Linked DNA regions of Mus musculus: region 1 is linked to region 2. The links are chromatin loops, found by intact Hi-C in ENCODE. Cell type or tissue: gastrocnemius. All regions are shown on one strand. Links, peaks and the distances in the headings refer to the core of each region. The heading gives the core; the rest is flanking DNA.

Region 1 (2,500 bases), core at 1-2,500, 50 kb before region 2:
GCGTGAGCACACACATAAAATAAATACAATTTTTTTAAAACTAAAAGCCAAACACTGTGCCAAGATAGTGGCCCACACTAGTAATCCTAGAACCCTAAAGACAGACAGTTTTGACTACAAAGAAAGTTCCAGGCCAACCTGGACTACCTAGTGAGACCTGTATCGATACATACAAAAGGAAAGAAAGGAAAGGAAAGGAAAGGAAAGGAAAGGAAAGGAAAGGAAAGGAAAGGAAAGGAAAGGAAAGGAAAGGAAAGGAAAGGAAAGGAAAGGAAAGGAAAGGAAAGGAAAGGAAAGGAAAGGAAAGGAAAGGAAAGGAAAGGAAAGGAAAGGAAAGGAACAAATCTACATGCTAGGAGGTAGGCATCATAGTGTGTATCAAATGGAGGAGGAAGATCGTGAATTTAAAATAGCCTTAACAAGATAATGAGAGCTTCTTTCAACAACAACAACAACAACAACATGGCAAAGCCCAGACGTGATCTGGATATGGAAAACTACATACTCCGATGGGGAAGCCAGAACGCATACGAGGCTAGTGTGGAAAAGGGTGCAGTCTGAGTGCACAGCAGCCTAGCAAGCTGACCACAGCACTGCAGACCTCTAACAGCAGCACGCGGAAACGGAAGCAGGAGCCCCACGAGTTCAGAGCCAGTCCAGCCTGGGCGGGTCCTACCTTTAAGAAGGGGGCTGGGCATGAGGTGGCAAAGGACTTTTTACACAAGTGTAAGGACAGCATTTGGATCCGCAGAACCCACCCACAGCAGGACATGGTAGCACCTATCTATACTCCAGTGCTCCCATGGGGAGGTTGGCGGCAGAGACAGGAGGATCCCTATCAGCTCCTAGGCCTACTGGCCTATAGTAGTCAGCGGTAAACAAGAGTCTCTGACAAATAGGTAACCAGTGAGGACGGGCACCTGAGGTTGTTCCCTAACTGCCAAGTGCACAGTGTGGCAAGAGTGTGTCTATCCTCACACACACAAACTAATGTATGGACACACACATGAACACACTACAAGAAAAGCTCACAAACTGTGACATGCCTCAGATGTTACAGACTTAGTGTGACTCAGCAATTCCTCCTAGGTCTGCCCAACGCTATCCAGCCCAGCAAAGGCAGCCACAGGGAGGAGCCACGGACCACAGCAAGTGGGCCATGCACACAATGGAACATTCTGAAAAGCAACGAAGCTCTGATACACGCCATAGCGTGGATGCTTGGTGAAAGCCAACCACAGAGGCCCACATGCGAGGCCATGTATGTGAAACAGCTAGGACAAGACAATGTCTCCATGGGAACAGACAGAGCAGCAGCCCCGGGACCTTGGAGGAAGTGGGGAACAGCGGTCAGCAGGTATAGGCTGACTGACTGGAACTGGACAGTGTCATATGGTCATTCGGTCCTATAGTCCTAGCTCTCAAAGGCCAGACTAGGCTACATAGTGAGGCCCTCTCCCCAAAAAAGTAAAACAAACAAACAGAAAAACCAATCTAGTAAATTGGTTGTGGGGACAGCTGCACAGCCTTGTGGACATATTGATAGTCAATAGGCTATTGACAATAATGGAGGGCACCATATGATATGTGCCACAGTATCTTAATAAAGCTCTCCCAGAAGCAAGCAGCCGCAGGGCAAGAGCAGCTTCTCCACTCAGCAGCTAAGGAACAGTACTGGCGGCAACAGAGGGAGCTCTGAGCAGCAAGGATGGAGTAACTGCAGAGTAACTTTAGAGCAGAGAAGGCTCACCTGCTGCAGGCCGCAGGCCTCTCACGGCTTGGTCACATCTTCATACTGCCACTCAGCGGTACCACCCAATCCCTGTAACCCAGTCAGAGCTGGGGTTTCCAGGACACACATCTCTTTAGAGAAGCTTCCAACAAGCCTTCTACCCTTGCAGAGCACCCACCTGAAGGATGACCAGGAGCCCCAGGACCGCGGTCTTCACGTCCTCCAGGGAGGCCGAGTGCATGGCCAGGTCCCTTTCTTCCAGCTCCGGGGGTGGAGAGAGTGAGCGCGCCATCACCTTCCAAGAGGCCAGCATGTAAGGTCCAAGTCACGGCTCACAGGCAGTTCGCCACAGACCTGACTACCAGGACTACCCCTCCTGTCCTTCTCGGGAGGGAAGATATGCCTTCTCACAAGTGACTGCTCACAAACAGTTCAAAACTGAAAGGACAAAGCAGCCTCCCTGGGGGGATGTGGGCCGCAGCCCTGGATCCCTGCTCTGTGCTATTCTCCAGATGCCTGGCGCAGACCCCTGAGAGTGACAGGACACTCATTTGCAAGGTGCTGAGGCAGTACACCAGCCAAGCAAGGTGGCTCAACACGGCCTGCTGACACCACACACTTCTGCTGCCCGTGCAGACAGCCATCAGTCACAGTGATAAAAACGGGACAAAGAGGTCTAGCCACAGGGCTTTGTCCATGCCAGCCCAGACCTCTAAATGGCTCTCACCTTTTCAATGATGTCCAGCAGACTGTTGAAGTGGTGGGTGT
Region 2 (8,895 bases), core at 3,330-5,829:
GGCTAAACTCAGGCTGTGGGACTCAGGTCCTCAGGCACCGTGGCAGCTATTTTGACTCTCTGAGCCACCTCTTTGCCTTCCCATATTTTTTTCCCCTTTTTTTTTTTTTTTTTTTGTCTTGCTATGGAGCTCAGTTTGGCTTCTTTGTAACCCTCCTGCCTCAGGCCCCTCATGCTGGGGCTATAGGCCTGCACCACCATGCCTGGACAACTCCACTCAAGAGCCCTAGCAGCTTTCCTCAGGGAGTGGTAGCTGCTGGCTCTAGTTGGGGCCTCTACTCTTGAAGCCTCTGCATTGCCCGTGGCTTCAGCTCAGCTTGGAATCATGTTTTCTGAACTCTAGGTTTTCTGATTCTTCATGTTTGAGAAGCAATTCCTATACGATCTGCGGAGTTCTAGCTTCCGGTGTTCTCAGTTCAGGACTGTTGTCTTTCTGAGTTTTCTCTTCTTGGTGGTTCTGGGACTTGAACCAAGAGTCTTTGGCATGGTAAGCAGGCAGGCATTCCGGTACAAGCTACACTCCCAAGCCTGATATTCTGATTATTTAATATTTGATTATTTAAATGTCATTCCTTTATAAAGAATATTGTGTGCACACATGTGCACATCATGCATGCCATGATGTGCAAACGGGAGCTGGCAGACAGCCTGAAGGAGTCAGTGCTTTCCCTCCCCCACGCAGGTCCCAGTTAGCTCTACCTACTGAGCCATCCCAAAGGCCCTTATTCGGATTCTAGACCCCTCCCTCGTGAATACTTTATTCATTTTTGCTTTACATGTTGAGTATTTTTCCTTCATATCTGTACTCTACATGCATGTCTGGTGCCCACAGAGGTCAGAAGACGGTGTCAGATCCCCTGGACCAGGAGTTACAGATGGTTGTGAGCCACCACATGGGTTGCTGAGAAGCCAACCCAGGCCCTCTGCAAGAACAGCAAGTGCTTTCAACCACTGCATCTCTCCAGCACTGCACTATGTGTGTAATCCAGGCTCATGTGTTAGAGGACAACCCGAGGGAGTTGGTCGCTCCTGTACCTTTGATAGCATGTATGTAAGTGAACTGTGCCCACACCTGCTGCCTTGCAGAGGTCAGACCCAGAGGGTGTGGATGGTTGTGAGTCACAATGTGGGTGCTGAGGAAAGCTGCAGTGTTGGGTCTTGCCTCCCACTTTGTCTGAGGCAGGATCTCTTCATTATTCAACACTGCATGTGCCAGGCTGGTTGGCCTGAAGGCTTCTGGGCATTCTTGTCTCTACCTACACAGCACTGGGATTACAAGATACTCAGCTGCTGCTGCTTCTGCTGCTCTTCCTCCTCCTCTCATCATCATCATCATCATGGGTATAATGGGTATGTATGTTAGGTTGTTTGTGAAGGTTGCACTAGAACTTTCAGGAGTTGGTTCTCCATTCTACCATGGGAGGGACACAGGGATGGGTTCTTTTGTCTGCCAATTAAAGACTTAAAAGACAGGAGAAGAGCGCCAGGCACACACCTTTAGTCCCAGCACTCAGATGACACAGGCAGACAGATTTCTTTGATTTTGAGGCCACTACATAGGGAGTTCAAGGACAGCTGGGGTCACATAAAGAGACTGTCTCAAAAATATTTTTCATATAATATATATGTATTATATATATATGGAGGGGGAAGACTGTAGAGATGGCTCAGTAGTTAAGAGGATCTGTTACTCTTGCAGAGGCCAAGGGTTCAATTCCCAGCACCCACAAGGAGGCTCACATCCATACTCTTTAGTTCCAGTGGCTCTGACTTCAGCCTCTGATCTCTGCAGGCACCAGGCATGGACACAGAATACTTACACACATGCAGACAGACATTTGCAGACATAAAAAAAAAAAAAAAAAAGGAAAGAAAGAAGTACTACTGGAAATCTTTTTTTGTTTTTTGTTTTGTTTGTTTGTTTGTTTTTGTTTTTCGAGACAGGGTTTCTCTGTATAGCCCTGGCTGTCCTGCAACTCACTTTGTAGACCAGGCTGGCCTCGAACGTAGAAATCTGCCTGTCTCTGCCTCTCAAGTGCTGGGATTAAAGGTGTGAGCCACCACGCCCAGCCACTCCTACTGGAAATCTTGAGAAGTCCTGCCACATGTTAAGGAGAAAATCATGGTCCTCACTTGGGTGTTCCTAGTCTCATTAATAAAATAATGGAAGTGTGGACACGAATGAAAACAGAAGGTCAAAGACTCAAATAAAGCCTTTGGACAGTTTATTCATGATTAAGAGAAAAACCTTAGGGCAGGCAAGCTGAGGCCAGCCTGGTCTACAGAGTGAGTTCCAGGACAGCCAGGGCTACAGAGAAACCCTGTCTCAAAAAAAACAAAAAGAAAAAAAAAAGAAAGAAAGAAAATAACCAAACCCAATGGTAGCTCATAGAAACTACACTCAAGGTAGGAATTGTGGAAAGGAAATGTGTATGAAGGTGAACCTGCACAAACTGGGGCACTGAGGCAGGAGAATCTCTGTGAATTAAAGGTCACCCTGGTCTTCAAAGTGAGTTCCAGGGCAGATAGCTAAGGCTGTTACACAGGGAAACCCTGTCACAAACAAACAAACAAACAAAAAACAGAGGAGAGAGAGAGAGAGAGAGAGAGAGAACCTGCCATCTGCTGACCCTGAGTGGTCTCGCTGCCTTAACACTTAGAGGAATAAGAGGCACGCAAGCATGCAGATCTTTATAGGTTCCAAGGACTGACCTCAGTTCTTCAGCATTGTCCCTGCTGAGCCACCACACCAACCCCACACAATGCTCAGTGTCCTAGTGTCCCATTGCTGTGATTTCTGCCCTGTGCTCCGAATGTCAAAGTGAAGAAATTCAATGAAGCCCGGGTAAACGGCAGGAGTAACTATGACTCTCTTAAGGTAGCCAAATGCCTCGTCATCTAATTAGTGACGCGCATGAATGGATGAGATTCCCACTGTTCCTACATACTATCCAGAGAAAACACAGGCAAGGGAACGGGCTTGGCACACGCCTTTAATTCCAGCACTCGGGAGGCAGAGGCAGGCAGATTTCTGAGTTCGAGGCCAGCCTGGTCTGCAAAGTGAGTTCCAGGACAGCCAGGGCTATACAGAGAAACCCTGTCTTGAAAAGAAAAAAGTGTTTACTTTTAATTTATTTTGAATGGGTGCTCTATCTGTACACCCCAGTGCCAGAAGAAGGCATCGGATCCCATTATAGATGGTTGTGAGCCACCATGTGGTTGTTGGGATTGAATTTAGGACTTCTGGAAGAGGTCTTAACTGCTGAGCCATTTCTCTGCAGCCCCCAAAAGGAAGTGTTTAATTGGCCCTTGCTTACAGTTTCAGAGGCTTAGTCCACTGTCACCGTGGTGGGGAGTATCACACAGCAAGCACTGGTCTAGTTCCTAACCCCTCCAAGAGGGCTTCCCTTCTTCTTCTTCTTTTCTTTTCTTTCTTTTTTTTTTTGGGGGGGGGGGAGCAGGGTTTTTTTGTGTAGCTCTGGCTGTCCTGGAACTCACTCTGCAGACCAGGCTGGCCTGAACTTAGAAATCCACCTTCGTCTGCCTCCCAACTGCTGGAATTAAAGGCATGTGCCACCACTGCCAGGCAAGGGTTTCCCTTGATATTTGCTGTTGTCTAGGGAGTCCTTCGTGCTTCCTTTGGCTCTTTCAGTCTCTTTTACGGTTGTGTTGTTGTGTTTTTTTGTTTGTTTGTCTGTCTGTTTGTTTGTTTTTTTTTTTTTTGGTACATTTTGTTTTTACCCAGATCTCTCTACATGGCCCTGGGTGTCCAAGAGCTCGTGTAGATCAAGCCTGGGTCATTTGTCTTTCTGGTTTTGTTTCGTTTTGTTTTTTGAGACACAGGGTTTCTCTGTGTAGCCCTGGTTGTCCTGGAATTCTCTCTGTAGATCAGGCTGGCCTCCGACTCAGAAGAGATGTGCCTGTCACCACTGTCTGCATCCATTTGTCTTTTATCCTACAGGCTCTTTATGAATCTGTGAAGCAAAATGTTTGCATGCAGTTCCCCTCTGACCTGTCAAACCATGGACTGCATGACTGTGCATTTCCCAATGTGCTGGGCAGCTGTGCTGTCACAGTACCACAGCTACTCATCTGCTCTTTCTCATGCTACCAATTCAGTCAGCTCTATTAAAAACAGGCAAGAAGAGCTGGGCGTGGTGGCGCACGCCTTTAATCCCAGCACTCGGGAGGCAGAGGCAGAGGCAGGCGGATTTCTGAGTTCGAGGCCAGCCTGGTCTACAAAGTGAACTCCAGGACAGCCAGGGCTATACAGAGAAAACCTGTCTCGAACCCCCCCCCCCAAAAAAAAAAAAAAACAGGCAAGAAAAACCCCTGTAGAGATGCCTTTTACTAAATCTAAACCGGCAACACAAGAGGTAGGAGAGGAGAGCTTTCGCGTGACTCACGGCCTGAGCTGGAACAGCCAGTCTGCTTACCTGGCTAGAGAATGTTTATGCCAATCACAGCCTTGTCTCCTCAGTCACAGTAGGCCCTCTGCTGGCCAATCATGGGAAATAGTCCTCCTTTCTAGCCTGAGATGACTACAGGGTCATCTAGAGTTCCAGGTGTGTAGGTTTAAAAATGTCTGGTGTAGCCGGGCAGTGGTGGCTCACACCTTTAATCCATCCCAGCACTTGGGAAGCAGAGGCAAGGGGATTTCTGAGTTTGAGGCCAGCCTGGTCTACAGAGTGAGTTCCAGGACAGCCAGAGCTACACAGAGAAACCCTGTCTCGGAAAAAAAAGAAAAAAAAAGTCTGGTGTGAACTGTTTCAAACAGCTCTCTGATTGAGGCTGTGCCTTTAGGAGAGGGATAATCAACTCTGTTCACTGCGTTGTTTTCTCAGGTGTCTAAGGAGTGTTCAGAATGGTGGCAGATGGGTAGTCTGGCTGGCTGGCTGACTAAAAAAAAAGCCAGGGCAGCAAAGGGTGAGGCCAAAAGCTGTCAATTAGGAAGCCACATTCACCATCCCTCAGCCTGTACTTATTTGCACAAACTGGGACAATAAAGTACTTGCCATCAGCATCTAACGAGCTTATCATTAACATTCAATTGTCATCTTAACAGAAATGTTTTCATTTTTTAAAATTTATTTTTATTTTCTATGGACGTGTTTTGCTTTCCTGCCTGTGTACCACGTGTGTGCCTGGTGCCCTCAGAGACCAGAAGATATTAAACCTCCTGGAACTGGTTGTGAGCCTTCATGTGGTGCTGGGAATTGAACCTAGGACTTCTGCAAGAAAAGCTAGTGCTCTTAATTGTTGAGCCATCTCTCCAGTCCTCCATTTTAACAGATTTTTTTTTTTTTGAGACAGTGTCTCACTTCTACGTAGCCATGGCTGGCCTGAAACTATGTTGACCAGGCTGACTTCAAAACTTACAAAGTCTATGCCTGTGAGTGCTAGGATGAAAGGTATGTGACCACACCCTGTCATTTTAACAATACTTAGCCCTGCCCAGTTGCCTAAGAAAGGTAAATCCCCCTATCTGTCCGAAGATGGCAAATGTAGCCCGGTCTGCTTTACATAGTTGGTATGGCGACCCCAGTTTTACAAATGAGGTTATAGGCTTCAGTGGGGCAACCTAGTTCAGAAGCATGTAAGTCTAGGTACCAGGATTAGGGGTTTAAGTCATTTCTGATTCTAGCTAGCCATAGGCACTCTGGGGTCACACACACAATATACTGACTCTTTCTAGAAAGGGTTCAGATTTGGACCCATCTCGCTTCATCAGAAATCCGGAGACCGCCCAACAGCTGCAGACTTGAAGCCTCCGGTTCACTACTATCCACTCAAGCACCTCTGGGTGCTTCCCTTTCCTACATACTATGTCTGGCTGGATGTGTCTGTCTTACAACCAAGAAAACACGAGGTCCCTTCTCTAGTGGGATTGGGTGAGAATGTCTGGATGTCCTGATGTCAGAGGCTTATGTTCCAAACACAAGAGAGGTGCAGGGCTATAGAAAGGTTCCTAAAAATTTGTCGGATTCAGTCATTACTAGCTGAATTACTTATGTATGTATTTTGTGCTGGGAATGGAACCTAGGCACGGTAGGCAAGTCTCTGCCACTAAGCTATGTTCCCAGGACATCCAGTGAAATTTGCATTTAAGATACAAACATACTACATACTACGTCCAAGTAATGTTTGTGTGATACTTAGCTTAAGACTGATCGAGCCGGGCATAGTGGCGCATGCCTTTAATCCCAGCACTTGGGAGGCAGAGGCAGGCGAATTTCTGAGTTCGAGGCCAGCCTGGTGTACAGAGTGAGTTCCAGGACAGCCAGGGCTACACAGAGAAACCCTGTCTCGAAAAACAAACCACAGTTCGTGTTTTATCGGAAATGATGCTGGAAACCCTGTAGCTCCTCCGGCGTTTCCAGAGCTTGCGTCGGCGAAGGCGGAGAGACTCCGCATTTAAATGACTGGAAAGGCTTGAGCAGCAGTCATGAGCGAATGGCAGCTCTGTACAACACCAGGCCCGGGCGGAAGTCGCAGTGCGCACTTCCGCCAGGCGGGCGGTTGCCTGAGGGCAGTGACGTCGACGGAAGGGGCGGGTCCGCCGGGAGCCAGGCCGCGCTGTGCCGCGCCGGCCAGGAGGGGGCCGGAGCCCGGCCATGGCGGCGGCGGCGGGCGCCGAGGGGCGGCGCGCGGCTCTGGAGGCGGTGGCAGCGCCGGAGCGGGGCGGCGGGAGCTGCGTGCTGTGCTGCGGTGACCTGGAGGCTACGGCGCTGGGCCGCTGCGATCACCCGGTGTGCTACCGGTGCTCTACCAAGATGCGGGTGCTGTGCGAGCAGCGCTACTGCGCCGTGTGCCGCGAGGAGCTGCGCCAGGTGCGCCAGCGGGGCGCGCGACGGGGCGCGGGGAGGGCGGACTCCTGATGGCTTTGCCTGCTCGGTGTCCGGCCGCGGCCTGGCCTCACCCGCTCCCTCCGGAGGCCGGGTGGTCGGTCGGGGCGCCATGCGATCACCGGGCCTCCTGGGGCTGGGAGAAGCCAGAGGCGGCCGGGCTGGGGAAGGAGGAGCGATGTCTGTGGGAACTCTAAGCCTGGGGACTTTTCCCTATGACCTGGCTGCGGGAAGGGCAAGGTCAGGTCGAGAGCCCTCCTGTCTGTGAATCTTAATTTTTTCGGGATCGTCACTGAGGAGGAGCAGACAGCCAGGGGGAACCTCCAGACACTGTCTATTCTGGAAGCTGACTGCTCTGGAAAAAAAGGGTTAAACTGGACATTTCCAGACTAGTTGGGCTTCTGGGCCCCACCGGTGATCCTTAGCTCCTGAGACAGCGTTTCCATTTGTAGAGTGGAGGTGATACCAGGACCTGATTCCTAGGTGCTTGGTGGTCCACAATTTTAGGAAGTTTTCCTCCTCGTTACTAGTTCTAGCTTTGAGGCTTCCTTCCAGAGTGGTGGGAAGAGGATGTTTCTGGCTGTCTAGACTTGGAAATCCCGAAGGGGGTCAGAGGACTCCAGCAATGCCAGCCTTTGATGGGGAGTATCCAGCTGAACCTCCCTTGGTTTGCTGCCCGTAGAGATCTGTTTGCTTCCAGAATTGTGAAATTACCTTGGTTGGTTCGTGGAAGGTTTTGGCTAGTGGCTTCTGCCAGGGAATCACCCTTTCCTGTTCTTAGAAGTGATGCAGAGATAGAAATGATGCCAAAATTTTGAGTTTTTTTTTTTTTTTTTCTTTTCTTTCTGACCTTTTTCTTTCTCGTTGAGATAGGGTCTCACTATGTAGTCCTGGCTGGCCTGGAACTTGTTATGTAGAACCAGTATCTGCCTCCTGATTTCTGAGATTAAAGGCAGTGCACCACCATATCCCGTATTTGAGACAGGGCCTGTAGCTCTGGCAGTCCTGGAACTCATTCTCTAGACCAGACTGGCCTTGAAGTCACACAGATCCACCTGCCTCTACCTCCTGAGGGCTAGGTCATTCTCCACCATACCCAGCACACCCAGCTTTTCTTTCTTGATATTTATGTCAAAAGACTCAGCTGGAATCTGGAACATTCCCTAAGCATCTATGTCATACTGGGGAAGAGGGACTAGAAGACCCCAGACATAGTGTGGTGGAAGGAGCCTTACCCTACTGGATGAGATCTGGGGTTTAGAAACATCTCTGGAAGCTTTTGGCTGGTGTCCTACTCAGGGTCTTGCTGGGGCTTTGCTGGCCAGTCGTGCACACGCTGATGGGAAGGTCTGACACGGGTTTTGAGCACACATACCTGTAGCTTCCTTCTAGGAAGGGAGACATTTTGTAGGTCCTTATGTACGTCGTCCTGGCCTGGGCTCTGGGTCTCACTCAGGAAGTGAGTGAACATACATACATATGTCAGCTGTAGCCAGTGTCTGCCCTCCCTCAGTCTTCCTGAGCCTCACACCTCTAAGAGCTCTGTGGCAGGGGCTTTTGACATGAGCTGTTAGCTTGCCCTGGCTGGGATGTGGTTTGACACTCTGTGCCCCTGGCTAAGCCTGGGCGTCCTCTTAGACTTGTACCACCATGCTGGGCAGCAGGAGCTCTTTGGGAAGTGGGGTGAGATGGTAGCTGTCCAGCTCAGCCTCACCGTTTATCCTGATTCCCTCCACTTGTAACCTAGCGCCTTCACCCTTGTCCCTTACTGAGTCTTGTATTACCCTTTGAATATGTCCTGAATTCCAGAATTCCACAATGACTTAGTCCCTTCATGTGACTAAAAATTAGGAGGGATGTTTGTTAAGATGTTATATAAAGCTGGATGGGGGTGGCACACACCTTTAATCCCAGCATTCTGTAGCACAAGCAGGCAGATCTCTGAGTTCATGGCCAAGCCTGGTCTACAGAATGAGTTTGGACAGAAACTGCCTTAAACAAAACAAATGTGTTGAAGGGCCAGTTTCCTTTGCTGTGACACCTTGTATAGG

The links. A loop is a pair of places that touch in the nucleus more often than their neighbours do. Peaks named below come from ENCODE experiments on the same cell type or tissue, not always from the same donor. Only the 100,000 strongest peaks of a DNase experiment are listed, where the experiment ranks them.
Region 1: it touches region 2 in a loop (1.9-fold over the local background); 6 of 42 quality-filtered maps call a loop at or near these places.

The regions. Positions count from the first base shown.
Region 1 is chr17:24,616,956-24,619,455 of GRCm38, forward strand. Tsc2 (TSC complex subunit 2) reads right to left here. Exons shown (of 42, transcript NM_001286713.1): 15 at 2,460-2,500; 16 at 1,911-2,027. Among named protein-coding and RNA genes, the nearest start is that of Tsc2, 14 kb to the right of the region's middle. In gastrocnemius, for the core only: a CTCF peak has its summit at 1,133; no DNase peak of the experiment used is centred there.
Region 2 is chr17:24,663,145-24,672,039 of GRCm38, forward strand. It overlaps Zfp598 (zinc finger protein 598), which reads left to right and starts at 6,543. Exons shown (of 12, transcript NM_183149.2): 1 at 6,543-6,829. The coding sequence starts at 6,614. In gastrocnemius, for the core only: a CTCF peak has its summit at 4,504 (motif pointing left); a DNase peak (open chromatin) is centred at 4,481; H3K4me3 peaks cover 131 bases; H3K27ac peaks cover 567 bases.